2 separate regions of the Homo sapiens genome follow, and region 1 is linked to region 2. A link is a loop called in an ENCODE intact Hi-C map of the cell type or tissue named here. Cell type or tissue: gastrocnemius medialis. All regions are shown on one strand. Each heading gives the region's core, and the rest is flanking DNA. Links, peaks and the distances in the headings are about the cores only. Region 1 overlaps PPARGC1B (PPARG coactivator 1 beta). Region 2 overlaps ABLIM3 (actin binding LIM protein family member 3).

Region 1 (16,206 bases), core at 5,134-13,133, 590 kb before region 2:
AAGTGATCCACCCGTCCCGGCCTCTCAAAGTGCTGGCATTACAGGTGTGAGCCTCCACACCCTGTCAAGAATTTTTAAATAGCATATTTATTAAGTGCCTCCTATGTGGTAAGTACTCTATATAAAAAGCCCACTGATACTTCAAATCCACCCTGTATAGATGGGACTCCTACATTACCTCAGAGGGGTGAAGTCACATGCCCAAGGTCAAACAACCAGCAAACGAGGGCAGAGCAAGGTCTTGAACCCTGACTGCTGCCGCTGTGCCTCCTGCAAAGCCAAGCAGCAACAATGACACCATAGGCCGGGCACGGCGGCTCACCCCTGTAATCCCAGCACTTTGGGGGGCCAAGGCGGGTGGATTACCTGAAGTCAGGAGTTCAAAACCAGCCTGCCCAACATGGTGAAACCCCATCTCTACTAAAAATACAAAAATTAGCTGGGCATGGTGGCGGACACCTATAATCCCAGCTACTTGGGAGGCTGAGGCAAGAGAATCGCTTGAACCCTGGAGGCAGAGGTTGCAGTGAGCCAAGATCGCGCCATTGTACTCCAGCCTGGGCAACAAGAACAAAATTCCATCTCAAAAAAAAAAAGCAATAATAATAATAATAATAATAATAATAATAACAATAATAATAATAATAACAACAACAACATCTACAGCAGACAAGAAGGACTCCCGCACTGTTTCAGCCATCTTCTGCAACCGTGGCCCAAAAAGGCTAAGTCCACAGTCCAGGGTTTACATCTAACAGCTAGCAGAACTGAGATTCCAACATAGACATCTTTCAGCTCTGAAGTATTGGCTCTTAGGGGTTCACCCATGAAAGAGTTGGCACTTAAAAAACCAAAGACAGGTGTGATGGTGCATGCCTGTAATCCCAGCTACACCAGAGGCAAAGGTGGGAGGAATGATTGAGCCCAGGGGTTCAAGCCTGCAGTGAGCTGTTTGCACCACTGCACTCCATCCTGGGCAACAAAGTAAAGCTCTGTCTCTTAAAAAAAAACTTTTTTAAAAAAATCAGGATGTTCTAGGCCAGGCACAGTGGGTCACGCCTGTAATCCCAGCACTTTGGGAGGCCAAGGTGGACAGATCACTTGAGGTTAGGAGTTTGAGACCAGCCTGCCCAACATAATGAAACCCTTCCTTTACTAAAAGAAAAAAAAATTATATATATATATATATATATGTATATGTATATGTATATGTAGTGTATATGTGTGGGTATATATATATGTAGTGTATATGTGTGTATATATATAGTGTGTGTGTTTACATATATATATACAAAAATTGGTCAGGCATGGTGGCGCGTGCCTGTAGTCCCAGTTACTCTGGAGGCTGAGGTAGGAGAGTTGCTTGAACCCGGGAGGCAGAGGTTGCAGTGAGCTGAGATCACACCACTGCACTCCAGCCTGGGTGACAGAGCAAGACTCTGTCTAAAAAAAAAAAAAAAAAAAAAAAAAATCAGGATGCTCTGGAAGAAACTGCAGGTTGCCACATGGCTCCTACTATATATAGCAAGACAAATCAGGACCTGGTTACCTGTCAGCCCAGCCTCTGACACCTGACTCCGACAGGCCCATTCTCCTCTGGGCCTCACTCTGCCTACCTGTTTAACCAGATGACTTGGCTGTAAAGTTTAAGGTAAGTAAAATCTTACCACTCATTTGAAACCAAGTAAATACTAATGTGATATTATATTGTGACAGCTTTCTACAGTTTTAAAAACACTTTTATACTGATTATCTATCTATCCAACATCCCTGCTGTTGAACTAATATCCTCTCTTCACAGAGCAGAAAACAGTGACTCAGAGAGTTTAACTGACTTAGTCAAGCTCACCCAGAGGGTAGGCAGTCAGGTCTGGACCCTGACCCTAGCCCAGGAGGCATCCTCCTCCAAACGGAGCTGCCAGGGGAGGGGGGCACGCAAGAAGGACCCGGGGCCACGTGAGGGAATAGGAATAAAACAAGCTCAACACACGAATCAGAAAGAAGAAAATCGACAACTGATACGAGTTCACAGGAAAGGCAACACAGGTGAGTCTTAACCATCCGAAAAGGACTATGAATTAAAACTTCAGAGACTCCAGATTGGCAAAGATCAACGAAGTCTAATAACATGCTGTGTGGGTGAAGGTGTGAAGAAACAAACACTTCTTATGCATTTCTACAGAAACATAAACTGATATAATTTCACGGACAGGAATGTGACAATATACATCAAAATGTTAAATATGCACACCGGCCAGGTGCGGTGGCTCACGCCTGTAATCCCAGCACTTTGGGAGGCCGAGGTAGGCGGATCACCTGAGGTCAGGAGTTCGAGACCAGCCTGGCCAACATGGCAAAATCCCGTCTCTACTAAAAATACAAAAATTATCTGGGCGTGGTGGCAGGCACCTGTAATCCCAGCTACTCAGGAGGCTGAGGCAGGAGAATTGCTTGTTGTGGGGAGGCAAAGGTTGGAGTGAGCCGAGATCACACCACTGCACTCCAACCTGGGCGACAAAGCAAGACTCCGTCTCAGAAAAAATCTAACTAAATAAATAAATACACAACACCTTTTAACTGAGCAATTCCCCTCTGAGGCATTTATCCTATGCATACGGTCACATGTGTGCAAAACTTACTGCAAACTAGCAGCAGTAGTCAATTAGAAATAACCTATTTCTGTGTAAGAGGTAGGTTAAAAAAAATTTTTTTAACTAAAAATAAATAAATAAATAGGCCAGGCACAGTGGCTCATGCCTTTAGTAATCCCAGCATTTTGGGAGGCCGAGGTGGGAGGATCACTTGAGGTCAGGAGTTTGAGACCAGCATGGCCAACATGGTGAAACCCTGCCTCTACCAAAAATATAAAAAATTAGCTGGGTGTGGTGGCACATGCCTGTAATCACAGCTACTCAGGAGGCTGAGGCAGGAGAATCGCTTGAACCCGGGAGGCAGAGGTTGCTGTGAGCCGAGATCACGCCACTGCACTCCAGCCTGGGCAACAGAGCGAGACTCTGTCTCAACGAAATAAAATAAAATAAATAGCAATCACTTAAATGCCCAACTAGTTAAACAAACTATGATCAATCCAAACAGTGAAGCAGATCTCTACATATTGATACGAAATGATCTTTAAGAAATACTAAGTAGAAAAAAAGTTGCACAACAATGCCCTTAGTTTGCTACCATTTGTGCAAAAAACAAAAAATAAAAACCCAGGAGGCAGCAAGTTAGACCACATATATGCGATGTTTGTATGGTTTACCTCTGGAAGAACACATTAGAAATTAGTAGAGGGTTGCTCTGGGGATGGAAACACAAGAATGTGAGTGCAAGGGATGACTGCCATTTGTAACATGCATAATGTTTTTGTTTGTTTGTTTATGTTTTCATCTTGACTCCTGACTTCAAGTGATCAAGATGGAGTCTCACTCTGTCACCCAGGCTGGAGTGCAATGGTACGATCTTGGCTCACTGCAACCTCCGTCTCCCGGGTTCAAGCGATTCTCCTGCCTCAGCCACCCAAGTAGCTGGGATTACAGGCACCTGCCACCACGCCTGGCTAATTTTTGTATTTTTAGTGGAGACAGGGTTTCACCATGTTAGCCAGGCTGGTCTTGAACTCCTGACTTCAGGTGATCCACCCACCTCGGCCTCCCAAAGTGCTGGGATTACAGGCGTGAGCCGCCACGCCTGGCCTGTAACATAATCTTTTAAACCAGGGTCTGTGTTACATTTGCAAAATAAATACAAAAGCAAGTTCATTGTCTCTTTCACATTGAACCACAGTGTATGCTGAAACTAGTAGGAAAATGAGCTTGCCAGGCAGCTGGGTCTTCCTGGGGCTTGCTCTGCGTGAGCCCCACCAATCTCTTCCCCTTGGTTCTGCTCCGACTGCAGTCTGAATCACAAGGTGGATCAGTTAACACTTCAAACAGCCCGACTGAGTAATAGATTCTAAATCAGGAAGGCTGAGTTTAAATGCCTTCCCCACCAGCAAGGGTATTTATCTTGTTCTGTACATATTAACGGACATGTAGAGAGATGCGGTACATAGTATGTAGACTAAAAGCCAAACCTCGGGAGTGATTAAAGCCTGGGAAGTACTTGGAGGTGATCAGATATTGTCTAAACCTGGTATTATCTGAGTTAAAACAGGCAGCAATATCAGCAGCTGTGGTAGGCACATGCACAGGGAAGTAGCAACATAGCCTTACATCTGTTTATGACTCTACAATTGGCAATTTGCTTTCAGATCCATTATACATGCATTCTCACAGCAATGCAGGGATTGCTGTTCCCATTTTATAAAGGAGGAGATAGTTAAACTATGACTACCGTCTATGTTCTCCCCATCTCAAGGTCACAGGTAGGAATCCGCCCATAAAAGGAGGCTGAGAGGTGAGAAAAGTGTGCCCAAGGAGAGAAGCTTGGGGAGAAGTGAAACCTACAATGTTACCTTTATTTTCTTAAGCACTGCCTATGACTGGTTATTTCTGGGTGCTGGGATTAGTTTTCTTTTCTTTTTTTTTTTTTCTTTTGGACAGAGTCTTCCTCTGTCGCCCAGGCTGGAGTGCAGTGGTGCAATCCTGGCTCACTGCAACCTCCACCTCCCAGGTTCAGGCAATTCTCCTGCCTCAGCCTCCCAAGTAGCTGGGATTACAGGCGTGTGCCACCACACCTGGTTAATTTTTGTATTTTTAGTAGAGACGGGGTTTCACCATGTTGGCCAGGCTGGTCTTGAACTCCTGACCTCAGGTGATCCGCCCGCCTTGGCCTCCCAAAGTGCTGGGATTACAGGCATGAGCCAGCGTGCCCGGCCGGGATTAGTTTTCTTTACTTTCTCTTACCTATTTGTATGCTCTCACATTTCAATAAATTAATGCATATCATTTTTGCAACAAGAAAAAATACAATTTATATAATCATAGAAGATCAGCACCATAGAAAAGGTAAAAAAGTAAATAAATAAATAAAAAGAGATAATCCCATATTCAGTTGAAAGGCATTTAAAACCGCTAAACTGCTAAGTGGCAGGGTGGGGATAACCTTACTTTCTCTGACAAATTAGTCCCTAATACTGAAAATTTTTAAATATTAATTTTCAAAAAATCCATATTACATTTGCTAAACAAAACAACCAAAATATAAAAGTAAAAGGAATCTAAGATTATTTCTCCAAAATACTTTGGTATTAACGATAAATTACAGTGCAATTAAACAACTGTCTGTGTTATAGTAAAACATTTAAGTTTTGAATTTCATAATTATTAGCTTCTTTTTTACTCTTCAAAATTGCTTTTACATTAACTTTTTCTGTAAAGCTCAGAGCACAGCTATGGATGTACACAGATCCTGTCTTCCAGGCTGAAGCCTGGCCAGGCTGCCTGCACGGGCACCCATCGTGCGTACTTGGACCTGCCGGTCAGTCCCATGGTCACCTAATGCACCCGGCTGCAAAATCCAGCAGCTGGTGCGGGCCAGAGATAATCGGATGGCTTTGGTATTGAATTGCCCATTGGCCACATGGTACGTTAAATGTGGTTCACTCTTTTTCCACTTGATGTGAGCTTTCTTTAAATAATTACAGACCTCATGGTTGAGCCAGCAGCGGCTCTGTAAGCAGCTCTGTGTGAAAGACACCAGGGGCTGGGGCCCAAGAATGGCCATTCTGAACCTCAAAGAGCACCCACAGCCAAGTCTGCAGACCCCTGGGGTATCTGAGTATTCACTGACACCTTCCTTCCCCTATTAACATATATATATATATATATATATATATATATATATATTTTAACTAAAACAGAGAAGACAGCTAAAAGAAAGTTTGTTTTATAGATTTTAAAAAATGATTCAAGGTGGATAAAATAATGCTGTGGAAAAGGGGAAGAAATTATTGTAGATATCATCTGTCAGTAGAGGATTTTGAATGACTTGCTCCTTTAAAAAAAAAAAATCTGGCCTGAAGTTCCCAATTCTCACCCAATCTTTCCACCCCCATGAATGACTTATCCAATGTTCCGTGATTCACTGGGGAGGTTGGAAATCAGGGATTCTCTTGCCTGGAGTTCCTCCTCCACCTTCTCCTCCTTCCAAACCCACTCGTTTAAGGCACATGATCCCATGACAAATTTCTTCCAACTTACAGTTCAAAGAGAAGTCAGCATTGCACCTGTCACCAGGAAAGGGGCCATAACCTGGGGAGTTAAGAACCTACACTGACATTACCCACTGGGTGCAGGGAAAGTACATTAACCATCTGCGATGAGACTGTTTCCTAGCTCCATCTGTCCATCTGTCTCCAGGAACTAGTCTCCCTCTCTATCCAGTACCTGGTGGTTCAGCTCCAAGCAGAATTTACCAAAGCAAAACAGCCCCCATGATTCACAATCCCAGACTTGTGACACTTTAAAACAGCTCACGTTTAGAAAGATAATGAGTCACAGGATGGCAGAGATTAGGAAACTCAGGGCCAGAGAGGGGGCGAGACCTGTCCAAGGTCACACAGCAAAGAGGAACAGCCCAGGGCTCCCTCCAGACTCCAGGTACAATATTCTCACCATGACACTCTTCTTTCCAGCACAGATGCAAAAAACAAGATTTTCCTCTTCCCTAACTCTAAATTACATAGAGATCAATGGAGATTACAGTTTTCTGGGGGCGTTTCACAGTTGCAACTGTTGCAAAATCATACAATGGCGAGATGTGGCAATTCCGAAAAGACTGGAGATCATTGCTCCAAAAAGAATTCAAGATAAGGCAGGGAACTCAGACAGCAGTAGCGGAGGGGCTCCATTCAAAAAACATCTCTCTTCTCAACCAGGCAGATCTGAAGGGCCACAAGTCTCACATTCCCGTCCAGTTCCTACAACAGTGACCTCAGCGGGTAAGTCACTTCACATCCCTGGGCCTTGGGTTCTTCATCAGCAAAACAGAAATGAAAATCCTCACAAGGATGTGAACTGTGGATGTGAAAATGCTGTGTGAATTTCGCAGTGACACACTAACAGGTATAACGGTAAATAGGAGTAATAATCATTATGATGGCACTAAGTATCATCTGCATCATTAAATTTATTGAGGGCTGTACCTAGTGGTTCTGTGGTGCCTGGCCCCACCGATTCCTGCTGTATTGAGCCAGGGACTTGAGTCAGGACTACATATGAGAAGCTGTACCCCAGCCTTTGTGTCAATCCTTAACACAAATCCCTGCATGTCCCCCACTCACTCCTAGGGCCTGGGGAGGAGCGGTGCAGTCCACAGGGTGATACCATTCATCCCATGCTGCCTGTGAGGCCCAGGGAAGAACTAGTCACCCTCAAAGTCACTCTCCTTCTGAAACCTCCCCAAGGCCTTTCCCCTTCTGCAGAGCAGCCTCCAGCTAGTTTCTCGGACGAGAATCTTGGTGTTCCATCTTTGGATTCTTCCAGACATTTCGTTCATGCTGTCTGTTCCTCACCCCCATGGGGAGTCCTCCAGTCAGCTCAGAGCCTCCCCTCAAGCCTCTCACCTAGCCACTCATTGCTCAGTCATCAGCCACATGATATGCTAGCCATCACGACAGCCTGGTCCCTGGCTAGGAGGCCCCTCCCATCATGTTGGCCAGCTCCTGCTCATCCTTCAATACCCTTTCTGCTGCAAAAGTTGTCTTGACACTCTGCCCTGGGCACCTTCCATGGCCATCAGCAGATCTGTTCATCCAGGGCAGGGAGCAAGGCTTGCTCAAATCTGCAACTGGTTTCCCGTGCACAAGGAGTGACTGCTGCACGGCTTCCTCCACTAAACTGTCACCAAACCATCTGGTCACTGGTAATTGTCATTATTATTGATCATAACACCCAGACACACTGCACTAAGCTCTTCAGACATTGTACCTTCTCATCTTCTCAACTCAACTACCCACTGAGATATATATATATAGATATATCTATATCTATATCTATATCTATATCTATATCTCTTCACCCCATTTCACAGGTGAGGAAACTAAGGCCCAGGCAGAATAAGTACCATGCCCTAAGTCAGCAGCTAACTGACAGACCCTGGACTCAGGCTGACTCAGAGCTCTGTTCTTCACTGTTCTCGTGTGCCTCCCACTTGCCCTCAGACCCTGGGCTGTGCTCATCACCTGGAACCGGCTGGTACTGCCCCTCCTCTGGTTGTTTCACAACCATATCATTGAAAATCTTCTGGCAGGCCAGCTGAGCAAAGGAGGGCTTTCTTCTCCTCTTAGGGTGGATTCTAAACCTCCACCTCCCTCTCCTGCTTGGCTCCTCACCCACTCCTCAACCCCACCCTGCTCTCCCTGGAACCTGATTCACCAACCTGGGCCTGCTCTAGCCTCTCAGGAGATGGGCCTCTGGCAAAGCAGCTTCCACCCAAGACACCATCACTGTCCTCTAGTTTTGCCTGCTATGGTGCCTGCCCATGGTCCACCCCCACCCCACCAGGGAGGTGTGGATGCAGGCACAGTGGGAGGAGATTGCCACATTCCTGTTGGGGCTGGACCAGAAAGTACAAGCCAGGCTGCCACTCCTTCAGCCACTGGGACAAAGAGCAGTGCTGGAGTAGGCTGGAGGCCCCAGGCGCTGCTGGGCAGGTACCTGGTGTCCACACCCACAGGGCAGGGAGGAGCTGTTGCCCAACCCCAAGGAGAAAGTGGCATGAGGCCACTAGGGCACTGGGGCATGATATTTTGGGGCGGGGCCCTGGTCATGCCTGCCTGCTGGGCCCTGGGGACCTCTGTGTGGCTTGGTCAGCAAAGGAGCTATGTCCCCAAGCCCCACACTCACCCTCTGAGCATCAGGCTCACGTGAAGAATGGTGCTAAAAGTATTTTTCTCCTGACACTGTTAGGAGGGTTAGGTGAGCTCGGCAGCCTGTACAGCTTAAGGACTTAGCCAACTACTCACTCATTCAAGACACATTCAGTTATGCGAAGGAATGAAGTTGGACTCTTACCTTACACCATATATAAACATTAACTCCAAATGGATCAAAGATAAAAATGAAAGAGCTCAAACTCTAAAACTCTTAGAAAAAAACAAAGCAGGCAAAGGCTTCCTGACATTGGGTTTGAAAATGATTTCTTAGATATGACACCAAAAGCAGAGGCAACAAAAGAAAAAATAGACAAATTAGACTACGTGAAAATTATTTAATTTTGTGAATTAGAAGACACTATCAACAGAATAAAAAGGCAACACATAGAATGGGAGAAAATATTTGCAAATCATATCTGATGAGATTAGTATCTCAAATGTAAAGAGAACTAAATGTCAACAACAACAAAAAACAAACAACCCAATTTTAAAATACAGGCAAATGACTTGAAAAGACATTTATCTAAAGAAGATATGCAAATGGCCAGTAAACACATTAAAAAATGCTCAGTCATTAGGGAAATGCAAATCAAAACTACAATAAGATAACCACCTCACATCCATTAGGATGGCTACTATTTAAAGAAACAAACAGAAAACAGGAAGTGTTAGAGAGGATATGGAGAAATTGGGACCCTTGTGCACTGTTGGTAGGAATGTTAAATGGTACAGCCACCATGGAAAACAGTATGGTGGTTCCTCAAAACATTAACAATAGAACTACCATATAATCCAGCAATTCCACCTCTGGGCATATACCCAAATGGGTTGAAGTCAGGGTCTCCAAGAGATATTTGTGCACCCATGTTCATAGCACCATCATTCACAATAGCTAAAATGTGAAAGCAACCCAGGTATTCACTAACAAATGAATGGATAAGCAAAATGTGGCATATTCAGTGAAATATTATTCTACCTGAAAAAGGAAGGAAATCCTGACATTTGCCCCAATAGAGATGAGCCTTGATGACACTATGCTAAGTAAAATAGGCCAGCCACAAAAAGACAAATACTGTGATCCCACTTGTATGAGAAACCATGTCACAACCAAAATCATAGAGACAGAAAGTAGAATGGTGGTCATTTGAGGAGATGACACCTGACAGGACAGGAAGGAGGTGAGGAAGCAGCAAGCCATGGCAATGCCTGGGAAGAGCGTTGCCGGCAGAGGGAACAGCAAGTGCAAAGGCCTCACTACACTAGCTAGAAGACTAATTCTATTATCAGTGGAGCCACACCCTGACCACACTGTGGAAGCAGCACACAGAGCTGGGATGGCAGTGAATCAGGCATCAGAAATGGATTCTAGTCCTGTTGCTACCTCTAAGCTACTGCATGGTCTGGGACCATGACCAGCACCCCTCTGATCTTTAAGGGGCCTGATACATCAAACTGTCACTGGCCTCTGGGAGTCTGCAGGTGACTTGTGTTCTCTCAGGCTGCCTTCTTCCTCCTCTCTTCCAACCCATTCACTCATAAAGTAATCCTAATCCCCCCACCTCCTATGAGCTGACCCATAAGTGGGTGTGGGATTGAGGATCAAGGAGGACAAACACAGGGACCAAGACGAATATTTGAAAACTGATTACCGGCAGGATCCTACCAAGTCACTCTCTAGACCTCTATTTTCCCATCTGTAAAATGGGAATACTTCTTTTCCCTATGACATGAGATTGATGTGAAGATCAAATGGAAATGCCTGATAAAGAAGTTGCCCTGCTCTCCACGGGCATTATTATAAAGAGGCTTTCGATCTGTTCCCTGGTCATTCATCCTAAATGCTAGCCTGTACCCCACACTGAGGCAGGAAAGAGAGAGGGGAGGGAACTGGCAGAGTTCATGACAGACACTCTATGAATAGTACCTGATTTTTAGTACCAAAGCAGGGGTGTCATCAGAGGGAGCTTTTTAAAGACAGAGAAGCTTAAGGGCCTACTCTCAAAGATTCTCACTCTATAGGTCTGGGACAGCCCCAGATGTGTAATTATGACTTTTTTAAACTACAGAGTTGATTCTGATGTGCACTCATGGCTGAGAACCACTGATTAGTTCTACCAAGCCTGGCAGGTAAGTCCTATTATCATTCCCATTTGGGAGCTGGCTAACTAGAGCACAGAGCAGCTATCTAACTCCTTAGATCACACAACTAAAAAGTCACAAAGCTGGCCAGGCACAGTGGCTCCTGCCTGTAATCCTAGCACTTTGGGAGGCCGAGGCAATAGGATCGCTTGAGCCTAGGAGTTCGAGACCAGCCCGGGCAATATAGCAAGACCCTATCTCTAAAAAAAGTAAAAAATTATCCAGGTGTAGTGGCACATGCCTTTAGTCCTAGCTACTGGGGAAGCTGAGGTAGGAGGATCCCTTGAGCCCAAGAGGTCGAGACTGCAGTGAGCCTCCTTGATCGCACCAGCTTGGGCAACAGAGCAAGACCCTGTCTCAAAAAAAAAAAAAAAAAAGTCACAAAGCTAAAATTTGAACCAGACTCTAAAGCCCAAGCTCTTATGAATCACTAAGCGCAAGTGCCACTGTTTCTTGAGGCCAATCAGCACTTATCTAATGCCGAGCTACAAACTCTTTGTGCTACCTTAAGCAGCCTTGGAAACATAAAAGACAACACCTTATTTTCAGAGATTGCATTAACTTTCAAAGAAAGCTTTATGGCTAGACTAACTCATTCATCTGGCTTCATCAAGGAATTATGTATGCTAACAATATGCAAACTTTATAAATAACTTGGAATGCCAAAACTTTTGCCTGCTTTTGATAGACTTCCTATTTTTGATGGTAATACCAAAATGTACTTCACACTTTCTTGCTTTCTCGGAGAACACTGAACAGAATGTACCTTTCCTCAGACACGATACACTGTCTTCACCAATGAGCTTTGCGCTTTCACATAGTAATGTATTCAGGAACAAGACAGGTGTGCAGGACCCCTCAGCCCCCTCACTAATTGGCCCCAAGCTGGCTTCGGTGCTGCAGTCCACGTGTCTGCCTCTGGTAGATCCTCACCTCTCACCCCATGCCTACATAGGCACACACTAACAGAACCAATGTGCTGCTTCTCATATCATGAGGCCTTGCTTGACATGACTGCCAAGCTTGTAAGAACCATGTGCAAACTAAGAGTGAATTGGCCCTAGGCAGGAAAGGTGCCAGGTGCAACATATGAGGAGATTCTAAGCAAGGGAAGATCCACGCAGCCTGAAGTTCATTTTCTTGGGCTGGGCACTGTGGTCACTGGTCCCCAAGTCCTCTCTTGCCCCTTCACCTCCCTGGATTTCTCTTCCTTCCTCATGAGTGCAGGCAGCCTGCCTAGTCTCTCTGGAGTAAGTGGGTGGGTCATAGGCATGAGGCCTAGTGTAAAGTGCTGGTTTCAATCCCCCGGGAAGATGTGGGGACATCTGACCAGACACCTCCCTGCAGATACCAAGACTCTCAAAACTCTGAGCCCCTCCCCAGTTGAGGCAGAGCCATGCCCTGGAACAGACTGGATTCCTAGCAGTGGTTTATCATTCCACAAAGATCTGTGCACTGGAGGTGTATTCTGATAGTGGGTTCTGGAGGCTCCACAAAGTGTTTGCCTTTGATCCTTCGTGTGCAAGACTTATCTTGGTGACAAGGGCAGGTGACTCCTTGTGGGGACTGGTACAATGCTGCCACACTCACCTCACCCACACATCCTAGCACGTCTCCAGGCACAAAGAAGGACCTCTGGGCCAGGCAAACATCAGGCAAATGTTGTGAAAGATCGAACAGCATTTGTTCATCATTCAGTCATCCAACAACTATTTATTGGGGGCCTACAGTGTGCCAGGGACTGTTAAGTCACTGGGATTTGATGGAAAACCAGCTTGATGAGCTCCAGTCCCAACTGGGTAGAGAAGAGGGAATAGTAAAGAATAAATAGGGCCGGGCACGGTGGCTCACGCCTGGAATCTCAGCACTTTGGGAGGCCAAAGCAGGCAATCACCTGAGGTCACGAGTTCGAGACCAGCCTGGCCAATATGGAGAAATCCCATCTCCACTAAAAATACAAAAATTAGCCAGGCGTGGTGGTGGGCGTCTGTAATCCCAGCTACTCAGGAGGCTGAGGCAGGAGAATCAGTTGAACCCAGGAGGCAGAGGTTGCAGTGAGCCGAGATCACACCACTGCACTCCAGCCTGGGCGACAGAGCGAGAATCTGTCTCAAAAAAAAAAAAAAAAAAGAATAAACACATAAACAAAGGTTATAAAGGGCTGAGGCTACAGTTTACATTTAACCAGGCTCCAGGGAAGGCCAGAGTAAGGAACAGACCTGGCACACAGTGGGCCCTGAATAAATGGATGTTCTCCCCATATAAATCCTCTTCTGCACCCCCATCTTGGCTATGAGGGCACCACTCTGAGCCCCCTGCCCTCTTACCTATATCTAGTGATTTCCACTGAGCCCCACAGCTGAGGCAGGGTATGGGCCCCACCACCCACCCCAGCCACACCAAAGATGCCTCCTGTTACACCATTCCAGTCCTTCTATGTGCTTAGCCAAATTAGCCACCACTGCAATTGTTAGGACCATGTGCTCTGAAGTCAGACAAACCTAGGTTCAAATCCCAGCCTACTTCCTAGCTAGGTGATTTGGGGAAGTCACTGAAATTCTCCAAGTCTGTTTTCTCATTTGCCATACTGCCAACCTCACCGGTAGTTGATTAAACAAGGTAAAGCACCTAATGGCCCTAGCTTAGTACCTGGCACATACCAATAAGTCTCTAAGTGTTGGCTCTTTTATATTATTACTGTTATGAATAATAATAATAAAACTCTTTGCCAACTCCCCACTGCCTGCCAAGTCCAAACTCCTCAGCACAGTCAGAGCTCTCCTCCTTAGCCAGTCTGCCCTTCTGTTTTGTTTTGGGATGGCTGGAGGGCAGAAATAAACTCACCAGAGTGGCAGAGTATTGAGGGAAGGCAGGGAACAGAAAGTGTCTGTAGCAGACTGTGGGGATCGCAGAGCAAAAAGGGCCAGTTCTGAGAGGGGGAACTACAGGAGGCATCACTTGAGCTGAGCCTTGCAGTGTGCAGGTGCAGATGGGAGAGGGGCACAGGGAGGGGACAGACACTTCATGGCGGGGCCCCCATGGTTGCCTGGTATAGGGGAGGAGCTGCAGAACAGCACCAGCACCACAAACTCTGGGTTGGCCTAGGTCTACCCAACTGTAAAATGGGGATAGCAGTGGGACTGCCTCATGGGGTTCCTCTGAGATTAAATGTGATTACACATGTGAAGGATGTGGCACAGGGCCTGATCTCTTGAAGGGGATATAGCAGTTGTTGACTGTTATCACCACCACCACCATCATCATCATCATCACCATCCTTGAAGGACATGGTTGAAGATGACACCTGCCTGGGAACCTTTAACACCAGGGTTCATGTTAAGAATATTATGTGGCTATGCCAGGCGTGGTGGCTCACGCTTGTAATCCCAGCACTTTGGGAGGCCGAGAGGTTTGAATTACCTGAGGTCAGGAGTTCAAGACCAGCCTAGCCAACATGGTGAAACCCCATCTCTACTAAAAATACAAAAAAATTAGCCAGGCATGGTGGCAGACGCCTGTAATCCCAGCTACTCGGGAGGCTGAGGCAGGAGAATCACTTGAACATGGGAGGAGGGGGTTGCAGTGAGCTGAGATCGCGCCACTGCACTCCAGCCTGGGCAACAGGGTAAGACTCTGTCTCACGAAAAAAAAAAAAAAAAGAATATTTTGGGGCTGTGCTCTTGCAGTGGTGGGAACAGTATGGCATTGCCAAACACAGTATTTGACAAATAGATGGATAGTGAGCTACATGGACATTTGAGGCTTCAAATCCCATACCCAGTAGTCTGCTTCTGCAAAGGCAGGGTGGGTCTGCAGGTGTTTTGAGCAGGGGCTGCTGTGGCCTGGGACTGCTAGCAGCATAAAGGCCGGGTTGCCCTCAGTGCCAAGGATCCAGGGCAGGGCCCTCCCCAGTGTTCTGGGTACCACACTTCCTTGCAAAGAGCCTGAGACCAGAAATAAAGGCGCGAGCAGCCACGTTGCCAAGGCTGTTTGCCATGGCAACATCAGGGAGCGACTCGTGGGCCGGCTGCTGCAACTGCTCAGGGCCTGGTTGGTTTCTAACATCTCCTCGCATTCCCTCTGCTAAATGACTATGTTCTGCCAGGCAATCACAGGGAAAAAATACGGCTGCAGAGCTGTCGGGGAGCATCCATCTCTCAGCCAAGCAGGGCTCACCCGGCTGAGTTCCCAGACAGTGGGTCCCAGACAGTTGAGTCCCAGCTACTCAGAGCCAGCCCGGCCAAGCAGACAGCAGCCGAGGGCCCTGTCTTGCCTCTGCTGAGTGACCTGAAGGCATCCTCTGATCTGTTTCTAGTCTGTTTCCTTCCTTCAAGGTAAGGGCATTAAGCAAGATCGTCTCTAAGGCACTCCCAACTCCCAGAAAGCTCAAATTGACATTTGTGTGTTTTATATTTTTACATCATTGTCGTTGTCATCATCCTAGTGACCACCATTTATTGAGCGCTTACTATATGTCAGGTGAAGCTGCAAGCCTTAATTATCTGCAGCTATCTTAAGTTATCCTACAAAGAGCATACTATTATTATCCCCAATTTGGGGGATAATATATGAAGAAACTGAGGTCAGAGAAGTTAAGATACTTGCTCAAGGTCACATAGCTAGTAAGTGGTAGAGCACTGATTTAAACCATAGGCAGTTAAAACTCCAAAGCCTAGAGCTCTTAACCACTATTGGGTATTTCTTCTCTCTTCAAGTGGCATCTCACTAGAAGTGGTTTCCTAAGTCAGTATTGCAACACTTGCTAAGGCTGGATGGGATCCCTCGTCACCTGCCCCACAAGTAGAGAGGAAAAAACACTCTGCAAGAAGAACCTCAGGGCCTCGACTAGATCAAGGACCTGGAGCTCAGAGGGAAGACAAATGGCAGGGTCTGCATTACATGTGTCCCCTTTTCATAATAACAAGGGTTACTACTCATTGAGCATTTCTGAACACTTTACAGACATTGCCTCAACTATTCTTCACTAAAAGCCTTCAAAGCATATGCTACTATCGTCCCCATTTCCTAGATAGAAAAAGAAGGCCAAAAGAAATTCTCTGCCAAGCTCCCAGGGCTTTGCCCAAGCAGAACCCCATCCTAGAATTCACAGCCCTCTCAGTCACTGAAGCAAACAATTAGGGCAAATGTTTGTTTTCTTACCTAAAACACCAAACAGTCATCACAGGCCTTTGGGGACAGTTAATCAATGGCTTTATCCCACCATTTGTGAAAGTCTCTCAGGTCTC
Region 2 (16,206 bases), core at 5,134-13,133:
AGACAGTGATGGATAAGCACAGACTTGAAATTAGGGGAAGAGAAAATGTGAGGAGGGACTCCATGTTGGCTGAATTGGGTCCTCCTGTCCCTGTCTCTCTCACCCCCCAAATTCACATGATGAAGTCCCTACCCTCAGTACCTCAGAATATGACTTTATTTGGCAATAGGGTTTTTAAAGAGAAAATTAAGTCAAACTGAGGTCATTAGGATAGGCTCTAATCCAATATGACTGGTGTCCTTATAAGAGGGGATGGGACACAGGCAAGCACAGAGGGACAGCCACGGGAACTCACAGGGGGAAGATGCCCACCTATGTGCCAAGGAGAGAGGACTCAGAAGAAACCAACCTTGCCCATACCTTGATCTTGGACTTCTAGAACCCAGAACTGTGAGAAAATAAATTCCTATTGTTTAAGCCACCCCGTGTGTGGTATTTTGTTATGCAGCTCTAGCTAACTAAGATAGACTGTAAATAATTATTTTAAATAGCATAAAGGATATAAAAGCTGTCAGGGAATCAGGACCATGCAATGGCCCTGGAGTAGAAGGTGCCCTGCCCTATCTTCCCAAGTCCCAGCCCCATCATCTGCTGCTTAGAGGATCCCAACATGTTGTAAGGAGTGGTCTCCTTTCCTCACTCATTCTACACACAGTAGCCAGGGGGATACATTCAAAATGCAATCTGATGATGCTTAACCCGGACTCCCACCACCTCCAGTGGCAACTTAAAACCATTCAATGACTTCACTCCACCCTTGGGATAAAGCCAGACTCCTGGCCATGGTCCACAAGGCCCTGTGTGTTCTGGCCCCTGTTGGCCTGCCCAGCCTGTCGCAGACCCTGCTCCCCTCCGGCAGGAGAAAGCAGCCTCACTGGCCTCCTTTCTTTTCCAATGCATCCTGCTCCCTCTCCACACTGGGAGATTCCCACTCCAAAACAGACACGCCAGAGATGCTTCCTGTTCAGCTGGGTTACGCGTCCTAGAAAACACATTTTGAGGCAGGTGGCTTTCAGCAGGGAGAAGTCCTGCCTGCTCATGCCCCACTGCCCTGGTCAGGTTAGCCATCAGGAGAAACTGTCTAAGCAGCAGCTGAAAAGTGTCAAAAGCATTGAGTGAGGGGACTGGCAAAAAAATGAGGCCTACGGAGGGGCACACAGGATGTTCTTCCCAATCTAGATACTGATGAATCCTGGTGACAGCACCATTCATCTGGGAGTTGTAAAAGGAACTGAAAGGTGAAATTGTGGGTCTGTCGGCCAAAATGAGTCACCTGCTCTGACGGGCATGATGAAAGGTTTCTTTCTTTCTGGTCTGGATTGCTCACGCCCTTCCAGACACAAAGAGAAGAAGCAAAGCCTCTATCCTATGGTCACTATTCTGTGTCTCTTTTGATCATCATTTAGTTGTAGAGACTATGCTTTTGGAATGAGATACTGAAACACATGAAGGGATGCATGGCCTAACAGTGGGATGAAATATTTTGAAATTAAGACAATTGTATATGAGGACACTAGACCCACAATGAACTGAGTCTTTTTACCTTGCCCCATTTACCTATAACCCCAATAAAGCTGTGTTTGTCTTGTGCTCAATTTCTGTGTCGAGTTGTATTAAATTTTAATGATTGAAAGAAACACAGCCAGCAACCAAAAGTAATAAAAAAAGCAATTCAAATCTTTTCTGGCTTTATTCTCAAAGAACAGTCAAGGGAGGAAGGCATCTGTTTAATAACCAGCAAAACAGAGGCTAACGCAAAGGCTTTCTCATTCATTGCCTCATTTGATCATCACCAACCACGAATCAGGTGAGGCAAGGATCACTCCGGCTATTTTATAGATGAGCAAACTGAGGCTTGGGGAATTGGGGAATGTGCCCAAACTTCAACACAGGTGTTCTGACTCCTAGTTCAGTAAGCTTTCTTTTCTCTATAGGCGCACACACACACACATACACATACACACACACACACAGCCCACGCATACACACACACACACAAAGTAGACCCCTTTCTACCATTCTGTGCCCTAAAATATTGGCTTTTTTCCTTGGTACTAATGGCAGAAAAAATGACTATTACAATTAAATTCAAGAAACCCCAAGAGATTCATTAACATTTGATTCCCAAACCCCAGCTAAGTGTGGCATTCAAACAGGAAAGGAAAAAATATCAAAGGAACACACAACGATTTTCACTTGCTCAGCCTCTCTAAGCTAGATTAATGCCTCAAAAAAGAAATACTGCCAGAATACCCCTCTTCTAACCAAAGAGGCACTCTGTCCCCAGTCGACTCCAGGAATCCTGGTACAATAATTAACGTGTGGGCCAGAGGCCCAAACTCACTGGCACAGGGCAGATTTTCAGATGAGAAACAGAGAAGCTCCAAATCCTACTCACATAAAGGGCTTATTGACATTATCTGCTGAAAAGAATACAGATTTCAAGAGAGACAGCCAGGCAGAGAGGGAAGGCAGAATTTTGGCCATGGAGGAAGTAGGTGGAGGGAAGGGTGGACTTCTCACCTAGCTCGGAGTCCCTAAGTCTTTCCCGGATCATTCTCTAAGTGTGTACCCTCAAGTGGACTTTGCTACTGGCTAAGGAGCATTTCCCATAGCACTGATGTCACAGACCCAAAACAATCCAGGTCAGCAAACACTTTCCACTGTAAACAGAAGGTTTCAGAGAGCTCCCGCGGGCAGATGAGCTGTGGGTGATGCCCAGGTGCCCTGGGCTAGAGGACAGGCTCCGGACCTGGGACTAACTCAAAGGACAGAAATGGCCTGGGTGAGGGCAGCCACATCCACACCCGGAAAACCCAAGAAAGAAGGTGGTCTGATTATTGGGAAGAGATAGAGGGAGGGGATTAGGGCTAAGAAGCCCCATGGCTGGCCGAGAGATGGGAAAGGAGCTGAATAAGATGATATGAACACGGGCATTCATTCTACTCGCTCTTGGGCCCACTGCTGGGCCTGGGATGAGGAGGGCCCTGGAGATGGAGGACAATTCCCCCATGTTAGACAGTTAGCCTGTGTGTACTTCAGATTCTTCCCAGCCTGGAGGTGCACACAGAACCCCCAGCTTACAGCCCAACAGATGGGCCATCAAGTATAGCCATAACTAGAAAGTGTCTCTGTCTTCCAAAGCACAGGATGTCCTAAGCCTTTCCTGAGTCCCTTGACACAAAAAGCTTTTCCTGAGTGAGCACACTACAGTGACACCAACTTTAACCTGGGGTCATTTTTTGGCACCCACCATGCCCTAGGGAAGACCTGGCTCCAAGCAGAAAGTCCCAAATCAGCACAAGTAGGTTACAAAGTTTATAAACCAAAGTTCATGTTTGTTGGCACAATTATTTATTCATCAATATTTACTGAGTAATTTCCTTCTTTTTTTTTTTTTTTGAGACGGAGTCTCACTCACTCTGTCGCCCAGACTAGAGTGCAGATGTGCAATCTTGGCTCAGTGCAACCTCCACCTCCCCAGTTTAAGTGATTCCCTGTGTCAGCCTCTTGAGTAGCTGTGATTACAGGCGTGCACCAACATGCCTGGCTAATTTTTGTAATTTTTTTTAGTAGAGACGGGGTTTTACCATGTTGGCCAGGCTGGTCTCGAACTCCTGACCTCAAGCGATCCACCCACGTTGGCCTTCCAAAGTGCTGAGATTACAAGTGTGAGCCACTGTTCCTAGCCTTACTGGGTAATTTCTATGTGCTAAGAACTGGGGATACTCCAGTGAATAAAACAGTCTTGTTTGCTAATGTTTGCTATGCTTTGGGAGTTTATCATTCTGTGGGAAGGGTCTGTGACAAGTAAACAGATATTTACAAAGTGTGACAAGTAGAATGAAGGAAATAAATAAGGGGTGGGGACAGGTAATCTAAAGGTAAAACATTTCAGCTGAGACTACAAGGATGGGAGAGGGCTGTTTGTGGAAAACCAGGGATAAGTACAAATGAGATGGAGAAACAGCATTTGCAAGGAAGGGTCCAGAGGCTAGAAAGCACATGGTGAGTTTAGGGAGGCCAGTGCAGCTAGAACATCAGGGCCAGGGAGATGCTTGCACAAAATAAGTTGGAGAGGAGGTTCTTGAGCTGTACGACGCTTAAAGGTTTACCAAAAATTTTTACAGGTGTTACATAGTTGAAACAGCTCTTTGAGGTAAGCAAGGCTGATAGGATGGAGCCATAGAACTGATAAGGATACTGGCCTCAGAGGTCACAGAGTTAGCAGGAGAGCTGAGATCTCAAGTTAGTTCTTCTGTTTGCAAGCCTATTCTATCTAAGGGAATAGGTATATACACACATACTCTGTTTAAGGGGATACACGCATATATGTTTAAATTGGGCATGATTTGCAATTAATGAAACATATAGATTTTAAATACAATAAGTTTTGACAAATGTATAGCCCACAACAGTTTAATCAAGATAAGGTATATTTCTATCACTCTAGATAATTTGCTGCAACCTTTTGCAATCAATCACCCCTCCCCCAGTCAAAGGCAAACTCTGTTATAATTTCTGTCCACATAGATTAGTTTTGCCTTCTTGAATTCCATATAAATGGAATCATACAGTATGCCCTCATTTATGTGTGATTTCTTTTACTCAGCATGTTTCTGAGATTCATTCATGTTTTGGCATGTGTCAATAGTTTGTTCCTTTTTATTGCTGAATAGTATGCCATTGTGTAAATATAATCACAGATTGTTTATCCATTTGTCTATATATAAACATTTGGGTTGTTTCCAGCTTTGGATTATTTTGAATCAAGCTGACAGCAACATTCTTGCATAAATCTTTTTGCAGATATATGTTTTTATCGTTCACAGGGAAATATCTAGGAGAGGCATTGCTGGATCATAGGTAGGTGTATGTTGAATTTTTATAAAACTGTATCAGTTTTCCATAGTTGTTGTGCCATTTTACATTTTCACCAGAATTTTAGCCATTTGGGAGGCTGTAAAAAGGTGGTTTTAATTTGCATTTAACATGACTAATGATGTTAAGCTCCTTTTTATGTGCTTATTAACCATTTGTACATGTGATGTGTCTGTTAGAATTCTTGCCCATTTTTACAAATTTTAGTGTTCTGGGAAGTCATTGCCTCCCTTGAGGTTGTAAGATATTCTCCTACATTTTCTTGCAGAAGCTGTGTAATTTTAGCTTTTGGTTTATTTAGGTCAGTGATCTATCCTGGATTAATTTTAGTGTATTGGTATTGATCTTGTAACAGTACTAGTGATGGTTGACTAGACTTGTCAAGTATAAGGACTTCTTATTTTTATTTTATTTTTTACTTTTTATTGTGGCATAACTTGCATAGAGTCAAGTATATAAATCTTAAATATACAGCTCAAAGTGTTTTACATATATATACAACCATGCAACCACATTTAGATCATTTGAGGATTCCTTTTTTAACATAAAAAATATTTGTTATCCTCTGTATATTAGTATTACATTTAAGTAATACTTACATGTTAGCTTTCTGCCATATTAACTTTTTTCAAACACATTCATTTGACAGGCATTATGCATTTGAATTAGGAGCACACATGGATTTGTAAGCTCCAGCAATAATTCCATGGCTCCACAGTGATCTTTGGCTTGCAGTTGGGGAACAAATACATTATACCCCATAGACACGTGATTTCTATCTTCAAGGAGTTTATAATCTGAAAGAGGGCACTAAGAAATGCACATGAATAAATTATGTTGACTCACAGCAAATGACCTGTAATTATAAGAATGTTTTAAACTAAGGGCCAAGGACTTCAGAGGAGGGAATAAAATCACTTCAGGAGTGAATGAGAGGTAGCAGGGTGGAAGAATATTTAAGCCTAAAGATGGCTGGGCTGTTGATAAATAAGAGGTCATTATAAGGGCAACTGCCAACTGGAAATAATGCTTTTTAAAAAGTGCCTTTGTTGGTACCCTTTCAGTTGTACTTTACAGAAACCTAGTGGAAACCAGTTTAAGCAAAAAGAGAGTTTGTTGGTTCTTGCAACTGGGAAGTCTGGGGTCTGAGGTGGCTCTGCCTTCAGGTATGGCTGGATTAGGGGCTTTCCTATACGGTCAGAGCTAAGACTTTATTTTGCAGATGGCTTCTTCATGTTTGACAATCATGGCCACTGGTATTCCCACACTCTTTTCTCCTTAGCTCAGCAATCTCAATGGAATAAACACTTCTTCTTCTGAATATCTCCCTATCCAATTCCAGGGAATACTCTGATTGGCCTGTCTTGGGTTTAATTTCCACTGATGAGCAAATCCTTGTGGCCAAGGTGGATGGGAAACTCTGATTGGCTAGCATAAGTCATATGTCATTCTCAGGGGCGGGGGGTGGGGGACAGAACACCATGGTGACAGTCCATTAGTATGACAAGGAGATGGAGAGAAATTCTTATAAAGAATCAGAAGGAGGAAGGATAAAACATGCTGAGCAGACACCCTGGCTATCATATTAGGCTACAAGGCATGTGGGCTGTGAGTAGGAAATGTGAATCGGGAGCAAAGGGGGAGGATTTGCTCCGCATACTGAAGTGTTGGCATGGAATATTGTCCTGTATGTTCCTTCCCAAATGTGAAAGTCTCTGGTCTGAGTATCATTCTCTGCCTCTGAAGAACTGTGTACTCTGCAGATCCCAGGGCAGCCTGTGCAGCTTGTCATTTAATGGCCACTTGAGAAGACTCATATAATATCAGAGTGTGAGTTAATGAGGTGTGCTGACTATGAAGGCAACACAAAGAATGGAACGCTTTCTGGTCCTCTCTGTGTCTATTCCCAATGACCTTCTCTATCTTATTTGAAGTAACACCCCTTGTGATTACAGAGATAAACTAAATTAGAAGGATTGAACATTTCTTTGTCATCATTTTGGACTAGAATCTCAGACTAGAATCTCAAAGTTGCAAAAGACCTTCGAGGTCATTTAGTATAGGGGTCAGCAAACCGGCTCACGGGCCAAATCACCCTTCACCTTTATTCTTCTAAATACATTTCGATTGGTACACAGCTCTACCCATTTCTTTACACATTGTCTATGGCTGCTTTCATGCCACAGAGACTGTGTGGCTTGCAAATCCCTTTACAGGAAAGGTTTGCCAGTCCCTGGACTAATGTGACATGTTCCCTGCTTAATCAGAATTGCCCTCTCCAACATTCATTTCACACCTGACTCATGCCAAGAACTGAAAGAGATAATACAGGCAAAATGTTTGCATAGGGTCTTACATGTAATAAGTGCTCCTTAAATGTTAGCTTAAAAAGTCCTGTGTTACCAATATATATACCACTCTTCTTTCCTAGTGGAATGACCAAGTGGTGACTACATCATAACAATAGCATGTGTTGGTTATTTTGTATCTTTAAAAGGGGTTTTCCCAAAATAGTACATTCAAATGTGTTCCATTACTTATCACTATTAATCATTACTGAGTATTTTCCATGTGCCAGGCACTGTGCTAAGCATCTCACATATATTCACTCACTTAAAGTTCACCTATCATCCCCATCTTAAGAGGAACCTGACGTTTGGGGGTCTGGTAAAAAGCAACTCTCTGAAGGCGGCACAGCTAATAAGGGTCAAGCTGGAATTTGGACCCAGGCAGTCTGATTCTATAGCTCAACTTCTTATCAAATATACGATCTAGCCTTCTCAGTTTGGTCAATAACCTAGTTTTCAAAGTACCAGTTTTCACAGTCCCAGGTATTAGAATATACAGCAAGCCCACCCATGGGCATAGTTGCAGAAATGCACAGCTTGGCTGCAGAACAACTGGGAGCTCATTCTCCCTGCATCCCCACACTCTCCCTCGCATCCACTCACAACTGCATTGCTGCACTAGGTCTGCCTCTCACTGCCTCCAGGCCCTCTGATGCATGAGGTATGTGTTGCTGGGGAGATCTTCCTAAATAATGCACAGCTCTGGGCAGGTCACTACTGGGCTCCAAACCTCTCCTGACTCCTCATTGGCTGTAGATTGTAACAAATACTGTTTAGCGTGGCATCTGACCCTCTCAAAGAGCTGATCCTCACCAACTCCCAGCGTTTTCTCAGTGTCCACATACTCATATTCTCTAGCGTATACAAACTGGACTTCCTAACAGTTCCCGATGAGGGCTTTCTGTCTTTTTATTTCGGTCTCCATCCCAGTACCCAGACAAAGGCCCAGGACTCAGGAATTGTGCATTAGGGTGTGTGGAATGCCTGCCTAGGAATGAGTAAGCCCATCTAGACTGCTCTTTCTTTTCCTTCAACCCTACACAACATAAGTTTGTTCCCTGCCCCAAGGACCAGATTGAATGGAACCTTCTCCAACAAGCATTCCCAGGCCTTCCAGAGGAATTTGGCCTGTCTTCCTCTGTACTCTTTCCTTCCCTCTCAGCACCCGCCATGGTTTATCTCACATCACAGTCATGCATGCTTCTGTCTGCCCCTCCAAGATGCTGGATGGAAGCAGTCTGAGGTCCAGTTCTCTGTCCTGTGCATCATTGATTTCATGGTGCCTAGAATATGGAATGTCACTGTCTCACAGCGTGAAGATTTGTTTCACTGCCCGAGTGAATGAGTGAATAGTGCTGGGGCATCCAACGGGAAGATCAGCCATCCCAATCCATGTTTCCCCTGGAGATCTCCATCACAGTAAAAATACAAAAAGATGGTAAAAAGGAGGAGCAGGGAGGAGGGAAAGGAGGCCTCAGGGTCAGACCAACACAGTTTAAACATCTGCTCCTCTGCTTCCTAGCTCATGTGACTTTATCCAGGCAATTTACCTTTGAATCTCATTTTCCTTTTATGTAAAATGAGGATATTGAAGTATTCCTCATTAAATGAATCCATCCACATATTCACTCAAGGCTCCATCACTTTTCTTAACTTTGTGATTTGGAGCCAAATATCTCTTCTCTGGGCTTCAATTTCCTTCTTTGTAAAATGAGAACAATGTCAGTGTCCTCTTTCTAGGACTCTTGTGAAGCGTAAGTGGGCTCATTCATGTGTCCAAGAAATGCTTTTATAAGTGATCATCACTCTGCATCAAACACCATGTTGAGTGTGCAGGACTCAGCAGTGAACAAAACAGACAGGGTTTGTCACACAATCATCATGTGGCTTATAGTCAAAGGAGGATGAGAGAAAGAAACAAAGAAAATGAGCTAATGAACAAAATAATCACTGACTATGGTAAGCTCTGTGAAGAATAGTGAGAGCAAATATAACATGGGGATATTCCCTAGACACAGAATTCAAGGAAGGCCCATGTAAGATTGTTGTAAGGATTAAATAAAATAATAGATGTAAAACATTTGCACTCAGGCTGCAGTTGGAAAAGAGTCTCTGGATTAGGAGGAGGAGGAGAAAACATTAGTCTGAGTCTAAGGAATTTCTGATGGGGATTGAGCTTCAGTTCCTGAAATGCTGCCTCTCAAGTTCCTTCTCCCTACATGTAACAGGCCCAGGCTCTGTCTCTGCCAGTTGAAAGGGGGATTTATAATCACCTGAGGTTCCTGCACCATATAATGCTAACATCACAGGCAACTCTCTTTCGAGAACAACTCATGCTGACTGTGAAAAATATCTAATTTTATGGTTGCTTTAGACTATCACCAGACGGGCAGGGCTGGGATCCCTGGGCTGTTTCCCCATATCTCAAAACATAGGAATAGACCTTGGGCTGCCCCTGCTGCTGCAAGCTGAGCGTGACTTGCAGCGGGAAGATTGGCACTTGATAGAGTGTGCTTCAGGTGCTTAAAATAGATCAGCTGTGTCATTAGACTATTGCAAAGCAGTTGCTTCATCGGCCCTGCTGGCCTGGTGAGGGCAAGAGTAACAGCCCATGGAGAAAGATCTGTGCTTTGCACAAAATTAAGCAGATGTGAGGACGAAGCTTTGGAAATGATAGAGGCACTAGAGAGTAGCATTCTGCTGCGAGAGAAGGTGGGGCTGTAGCACAGGCACACAAACAGCCACCACAGCCCCTGGGAACAGCAGGGCGGCATGTGGAGCCTGTATGTTCTCCTTGTCTGTCTGGTGACACCCTTAGAAAAAAGGCCTAAGAGATGTTTAGGGAGCCAGGTGAAACCTAATCTGAAATCACTGAGGGACCATCCATACTCTCAGGCAGACACAAAACCAACATGTGGAGCTGCCTGGCGTCTTCCTACTGTTCCTTCAACATCCTCTCCCCAGCATGTTTCAAGTCCTTCCACTGTTCCGGTCACTCATTTCTGGGAATATACGGGCTGATCACTGTCTTCCCTGAATATAATGTTTCAAACAGAGCCTGATCAGGGTCTGCAGAGTGGGACTCTCACCTCCTGTCCATATGGCCTGAAATCACATTTTTTCCTGTAGGCCGTACTGCTCAGTTGCCTCTTTCTGAACTTGAGACCAACTCCTGCTCCCCTAACCTCTTCCTCCAATGGCTGCCATGCCTGGTGTAGGAGACATTAGGGAGTGATGGTCATTGAGGAGGGGAAGAGTTCAAGTCATGTTTGGGAGGTAGAAATGACCAGATGTGGTGACAGATGGAACACAGGAGAGTGGAGGAAAGGGAAGTGTCTCAGAAGACTGCTTTCTAATCACTGACTTATGACTGGGTAGATAGAGGTTCTATAGATCAACCAGGACTGTAAGAGCTAAGGTAGGCTTTTTGCTTTTGTTTTCTTAAGAGAGTAAATTTATTAAATTTTGAAGTGCCTTGGGAATATTCTAGTAGCCATCTTAGCAGATGATCAGAAAGATGACCCTAGAGCTTAGGAAAGAGATCTTTATCTATCTTTATCCTGGGGCTTATTAGAGAGAGTGGGCTTTTCATGAATGCGTTAACTCATCAATTATCTTTTGAGTACCTACTATGTGCCAGACACTGTGCTTTGCTTTCTGTGAATTATTTGCTACCTTGATTTCTTCCTGAGGAATAAGGAAGAATCTGCCCTAAACAGAAGAAATTATGTTGGCATGATCTACTTTCTCAAGCAGGAGGACTCTATAATGACAGAGGAAAGGTTGTGAGTAGCCACATGCAATCATTGTTGTGGCCTTTCAGCAGTCATCCCTTAGCTGGGTGGGTAATCAAACTCACCCAACCCATACAGAGCTCATGCTGTTGACTAGATGTTCTCAACTGGACCAGGCATGTCCCGTATGTCAGAACATTCTCTGGAACAGTTCAGCCTCCTCAGACGCCCTCTTTTGGGCTAGAAAAGGTACCCAGATCTGGGATCAGTTATCCAGAATTGCCCTCCTTTGTTCTGTGTCCTACTCTCTTTTACTAGGTTCTCTGAAAACAAAACTGACCTCCAGGAGGTCAGGGCAGGATATTGTTTGCCCTGTTATTTGCCTAACTGTATCCAACAGGATATGACATCACCCTTCTGGGAATGGGTCAGTTGGGGGAATAAGGACATGTGGCAGGGTTTTGCTCACTTCATGAGGACATTAATATCATGGCAATGTTAATCAATTGCTAACTTCAGACAGGATTTTCTCCCATAATCATTAACAGATGTGCTGCAGCTTCCACATCTCTGTGTGAAGAATCACTTCTACATATTTGATGTTTTATGGATCATCTACTGGACTGCAGTGGCAAGGTGACATAAAAATATTAAGCTGTCACTGTGTAATTTAATAGGAAGTGATAATTGTGGCAAGCCAGAAACTAAGTATATACCCCATCCAAAGCAGGCAATCCTATTGATTGCTGTTAGGAAGAAAAATTGGGTCAGGGCTGCAAAATCCTCCGACTTCATTTTGTTTTTAAGAGAGCCAGAAATCCCACTTCTGATTTCCCAATTTCCCATTGTTGGCAAATAATTCAAATTCACTAAAAACCTGGTGTAGGGCAAATAAGACGTGTCCCTTTACATTGGCCACCAGGAGGCACATTTTGCCCAGCTGTGTGACCCATGATTTTAAAGGCCACATTGGTTCTATTTACTGTTGTATCTCCAGCATTATGCTTAGTGCAGAGCTGGTGTCCAGTAAATACCTGATGAATAAACAAATGAACAATCCAATTCTTATTCCCTGTGTTGGACAGGCCCAGGAACTAGGAAGATTGGAAACGAATGTCATGACTAACTTCCCTTACACTATTGAAACACCACAGTTGTAAGAAATGACCAGGTGGGGTGGAAAGTGTGGCAAACAGACTGGCTGTGGACATACTAAATTACTGGGGTCTTCCCATGTGGGGACCTCCTATGTAAGAGCACTTCCCTTCAGATTCTTAGGAAGAGAGGGTCTACCTCCATGGGTCAGGGATAGCAAAATGAGGGTTTAAACATCAAGACTAGATAGATAAACTTAGTGACTTGCATTTAGTAACCAACTGTTAGCATCTCACGCTAGTGTGGACAGTGGCTGACATTCAGGGGAAACCAAAACACAAGAAAATCTCCTTGAGGAGTCATTTCCTTAACAAACACTCTATTATGGATTGAATTGTGTCCCCACAAACTCATATTTGAGGCCCTACCCCTCAGTACCTCAGAATATAACCGTATTTGGCAATAGAGTCTTTACAGGGATAAACAAGTTAAAATGAAATCATTAGATGGGTCCTAATCCAATGTGACGGGTGTCCCTGTGGAAGGGGGAATCTGGACACAGAGAAACACATGGATAAAGGTGATGTGAAAAGACTCAGGGAGAAAGGCAGCCATCTCCAAGCAAAGGAGAGGCCTCGAGTAGACATTTGTCTCGCAGCTTTCAGAAGGAACCCTGCTAACACCTTCGTTTTGGACTTTTAGCCACCAGAGCTATAAAACAATACATTTCTGTTGTTTAAACCACCCGGTTTGTAGCACTTTGGTGCAGTAGCCCTAGCAAACTAATATATACTATTTATTTCAGAAACCTTTGTTATGTGCCATGCACTGTTTTAAGGAATTCACAACTAACTTATTTATTCTTTATATCTCTTCTCTGACAGAGGCACTATTATTTGCCTCCTTGTAATTATCATTAGAGATGAGGAAGTGAGGCACAGAGAAGGTAAGTGACTTGCCTAAGGATACACAGAAAGTACAAGCAGGGCTAGAATTTGAGTCCAGCAACCTAACTTCAGTCTGTGCCCTTAAGAACTGCAAAGGAAGAATTTATCTGGCAAAATACCCAGAAAGTCGAAGGTGTTCAGATACTTCTGGTTGTTTTCTGTACTTTTACAATGGTTTCTGCCTAAAGTTGGGTAATAGCCAGTTGTTGACCGTTCACCACAGCAGATGCTATCTCAGCAAGATAAAGCTTTTGCCAGATAGGAAAGCTGGAGTTCAGAATTGATATCACTTCCTTTACGCAATCCAAGTGCTCTTGAAATCACGTTGTGATTTTTCTGAGATGTGTTATAGTCATTTTGGGTGATTTTAAAATTGTTCCTTACGTTATTCCTCTAACCCCTTCTTAGCCTCAGGTAATCATCTGTCAACAACTGCTTCATTCATTTGGGAAGTACTGTTTTAAAACAATCTCTATCCTTGTGGAGTAAATAATCACTTCTACTTTATCTGTTTTGCAGATGTAGAATTTCTAGAGAGGGCATCCTACTGCGTTCTTGTGTGTCAGGATCCTGTCTTCAGGGATCCTTAGATTTCTTGATCTGGGCAATGGCATTAGCAGAGGAAGGTCATCATGCCCCGTGTGCTGGGTGTCTTCTATTCTGAACTCCCTCACCTCTCCAGATCCGTTCTGCCTGCTTCCCTACTCTGGACTGTGCCCTGGGAAGCTGCTGACCATTATGAACCTATCAAATGCCTTCCTTGCCCTCTGGCTCCTGATTGGATTTGACCAATGGGAGGTACCCATAGGAGATCTGAGGGAGAGAGAAGAGGAGGATCAGGATATTTATCCTCCTAGTTCTTTCCTTGGAACTAGGCTGGCTGCCTTCCTGGGGCCACAGCCACAGTTCCTGTCAGGCAGCCTTCACCCCATAGCCAGCTGGGTCTCTGGGTCCAGCTAGGGGCAGTTGTGGTAGCAGTGGGTCATGAGCCACAGTTACTAGGCTCCTGGTACTGGGTCATGCTTGCTTCTCTTTGTTTGTTTCTTAATGTCCTTCTCACACACTTGTGAAGAGTCCTTCCATTTAACTCCTCTCAAACTGCCAATCTGTTCTCTGCCAAGACCCTACCTAATAGAATCCTCCTTTTCCTCTTTGCCTTATAAAACAATCAGTGGCTAGGCCATGCAGTCTTTATTTTCTAAAAGATTTTTCCCCTTATTTCTAGTTTTATAACCATCCAAATTTTGGCCCGAGACGTTTTCTGAACTAGGACAATTGGGATCCTAACTTCCTGTCTTCCCTTTTTCAACCCATGCCATATACAATGCCAGGTTAATAAGCTTCCTGTAGGCTTCCCGGGAGCTATGAGTTTCCTATGTAGAAAATCCATCACCTACTGTAATACCAGAAGAACAGACTAATTTTTAATCAGAGGATTTAGTTTTAATGACACCATCTTTCCAGAACTTTGCTTTACTCAACAGTCAACTCAACTTCAGACTCAACTCCATTCACTGAGACCCAATGCCTGTGAGTTTCTAATGTTATTTCGCTGAATCCTTAGAAGAACCCTGCACCTTGGCATTTATTGCTCATATTTTATACATGGTAAAATTTAGCTCAGAGACATGATCTATTCTGTCCAAGACCACAGAGAGAGTACATGATAGATCTTGAGTTTGAACTCGAGAATCCATACCCCAAAGCTCAGGTTCTTGCTGTCCCAGCATGGTCTCTACTTATCCCATGACATCTTTGTGGGAGTTATTTGACCCTTCAATACTCTCTTCAACAGAACAAAGTCTACTCTAAAAAAGTAATTTGTTAGCATACAAATCCATGGTAAAGACCAACAAAGGGGCTAGAGGCAGGAGGAAGCCTATAAAATGAGTAGGAGCAGTATGTGGTACCATTGATCTTGGTGCACTTGATGCTCTGGAGGGTGAGGAGGCCAGCCTTGGTGAAGTGTGAAGTGTGGGGCTGGGCAGAGGGGCTGGTGCTAGTGGGGAAAGGGCTTTCTCGGCAGAAGGAACCATGCATGTAAAGTCAGCAGGAGCAAACCCTTAGAGGGAATGGGAGAAGGCACATGTGACAAGGACACTGAGAACTGTGCACTGTAGACAAGATGGGGCTGGTCAGCAAGGCCAGGAGCAGGCCACATCGGGCCTTACAGGCTTGCTGAGGAGTTTCCTTTCTCACCCTGGGAGCATGGGAGCCTCACTTTAAGCAGAGTGTGATACAGAGTAGGGATGCGGCCGATCGCTGAAGGGGGCTGGCATGGATGAAAGGAGGCCAGTTAGAGGCTGCCTCAGTAGGTCAGGAGACAAATGAGAGATCCTTGGAATAGGTTGAGAGTTCATGAGAGAAAGAAAGGCTGGATGTTGGATCTACCCTACAGAAGACAAAGTGGCAATGATTGGCCAGTTTCCCTCCTTTCCTCTGAAGTCCTTCAGCGAAGCGAGTGTACTGACTCAGTATGAGCCCAGGCCTTTCCAAGCCTGGGGTGTCCTGCTCACATGTTTGGTGTCTATTTTCTCCTGAATAAGGACCAGACCCCACCTGCTGTGCTCTACCTAGGTCTGCCCACCACCTCACTCCAGCATCTCCAAAATTACCCCTTTCTTAATATTCAGCTAGATTTCAGAAGAAAGGATTCTAATGAAACTAAAATTCACTCTGAAGAGCCACTGACTAAGCATGCTCTTGTTTTTGTAATCTAAGCATTTTTTTATTAGTAAAAACAATTTACAAATGTTTATAAAACATCTCCTCATAATCCCATTTAATCCTTAAAAAATCACACTTCAGGTGTGCTTCTCAATTCATGAGAAGGATGTGACTGAAGTCTGAGAGGTTGCGTGACCTGCTTGCTAGTGTCATAAAATCCACAATGACAGCCACAATGATGCCCACAGTGATCATGACAGTGTGACCACCCATCACTGACATGATGCCAGCTGTGCCCACAGCCAAGGTACCACACTCTGCATACTACACTAAACATTAACATTTGGTTTCCATTCCCAGCTGAGGTATGCCTCATCATTTTCATTTTTTGCTCATGAGACAACCATACTGAAGACCACACATCTAACACATAAAAAAATGAGAACTGGAACCTGGAACAGTCTGATTCCAGGGCCTGCACTCTATCAACTCTTATCACTGCTCAAAGACCACAGCCCTGTGCTCCTCTTCTCC

The links. A loop is a pair of places that touch in the nucleus more often than their neighbours do. Peaks named below come from ENCODE experiments on the same cell type or tissue, not always from the same donor. Only the 100,000 strongest peaks of a DNase experiment are listed, where the experiment ranks them.
Region 1: it touches region 2 in a loop (3-fold over the local background); 2 of 110 quality-filtered maps call a loop at or near these places.

The regions. Positions count from the first base shown.
Region 1 is chr5:149,740,040-149,756,245 of GRCh38, reverse strand. The region is part of intron 1 of PPARGC1B (PPARG coactivator 1 beta); the gene reads right to left. Among named protein-coding and RNA genes, the nearest start is that of MIR378A, 15 kb to the right of the region's middle. In gastrocnemius medialis, for the core only: no CTCF peak of the experiment used is centred there; DNase peaks (open chromatin) are centred at 5,405, 6,439 and 8,595; H3K27ac peaks cover 8,000 bases.
Region 2 is chr5:149,147,658-149,163,863 of GRCh38, reverse strand. The region is part of intron 2 of ABLIM3 (actin binding LIM protein family member 3); the gene reads right to left. Among named protein-coding and RNA genes, the nearest start is that of ABLIM3, 14 kb to the right of the region's middle. In gastrocnemius medialis, for the core only: no CTCF peak of the experiment used is centred there; a DNase peak (open chromatin) is centred at 9,733; H3K27ac peaks cover 8,000 bases.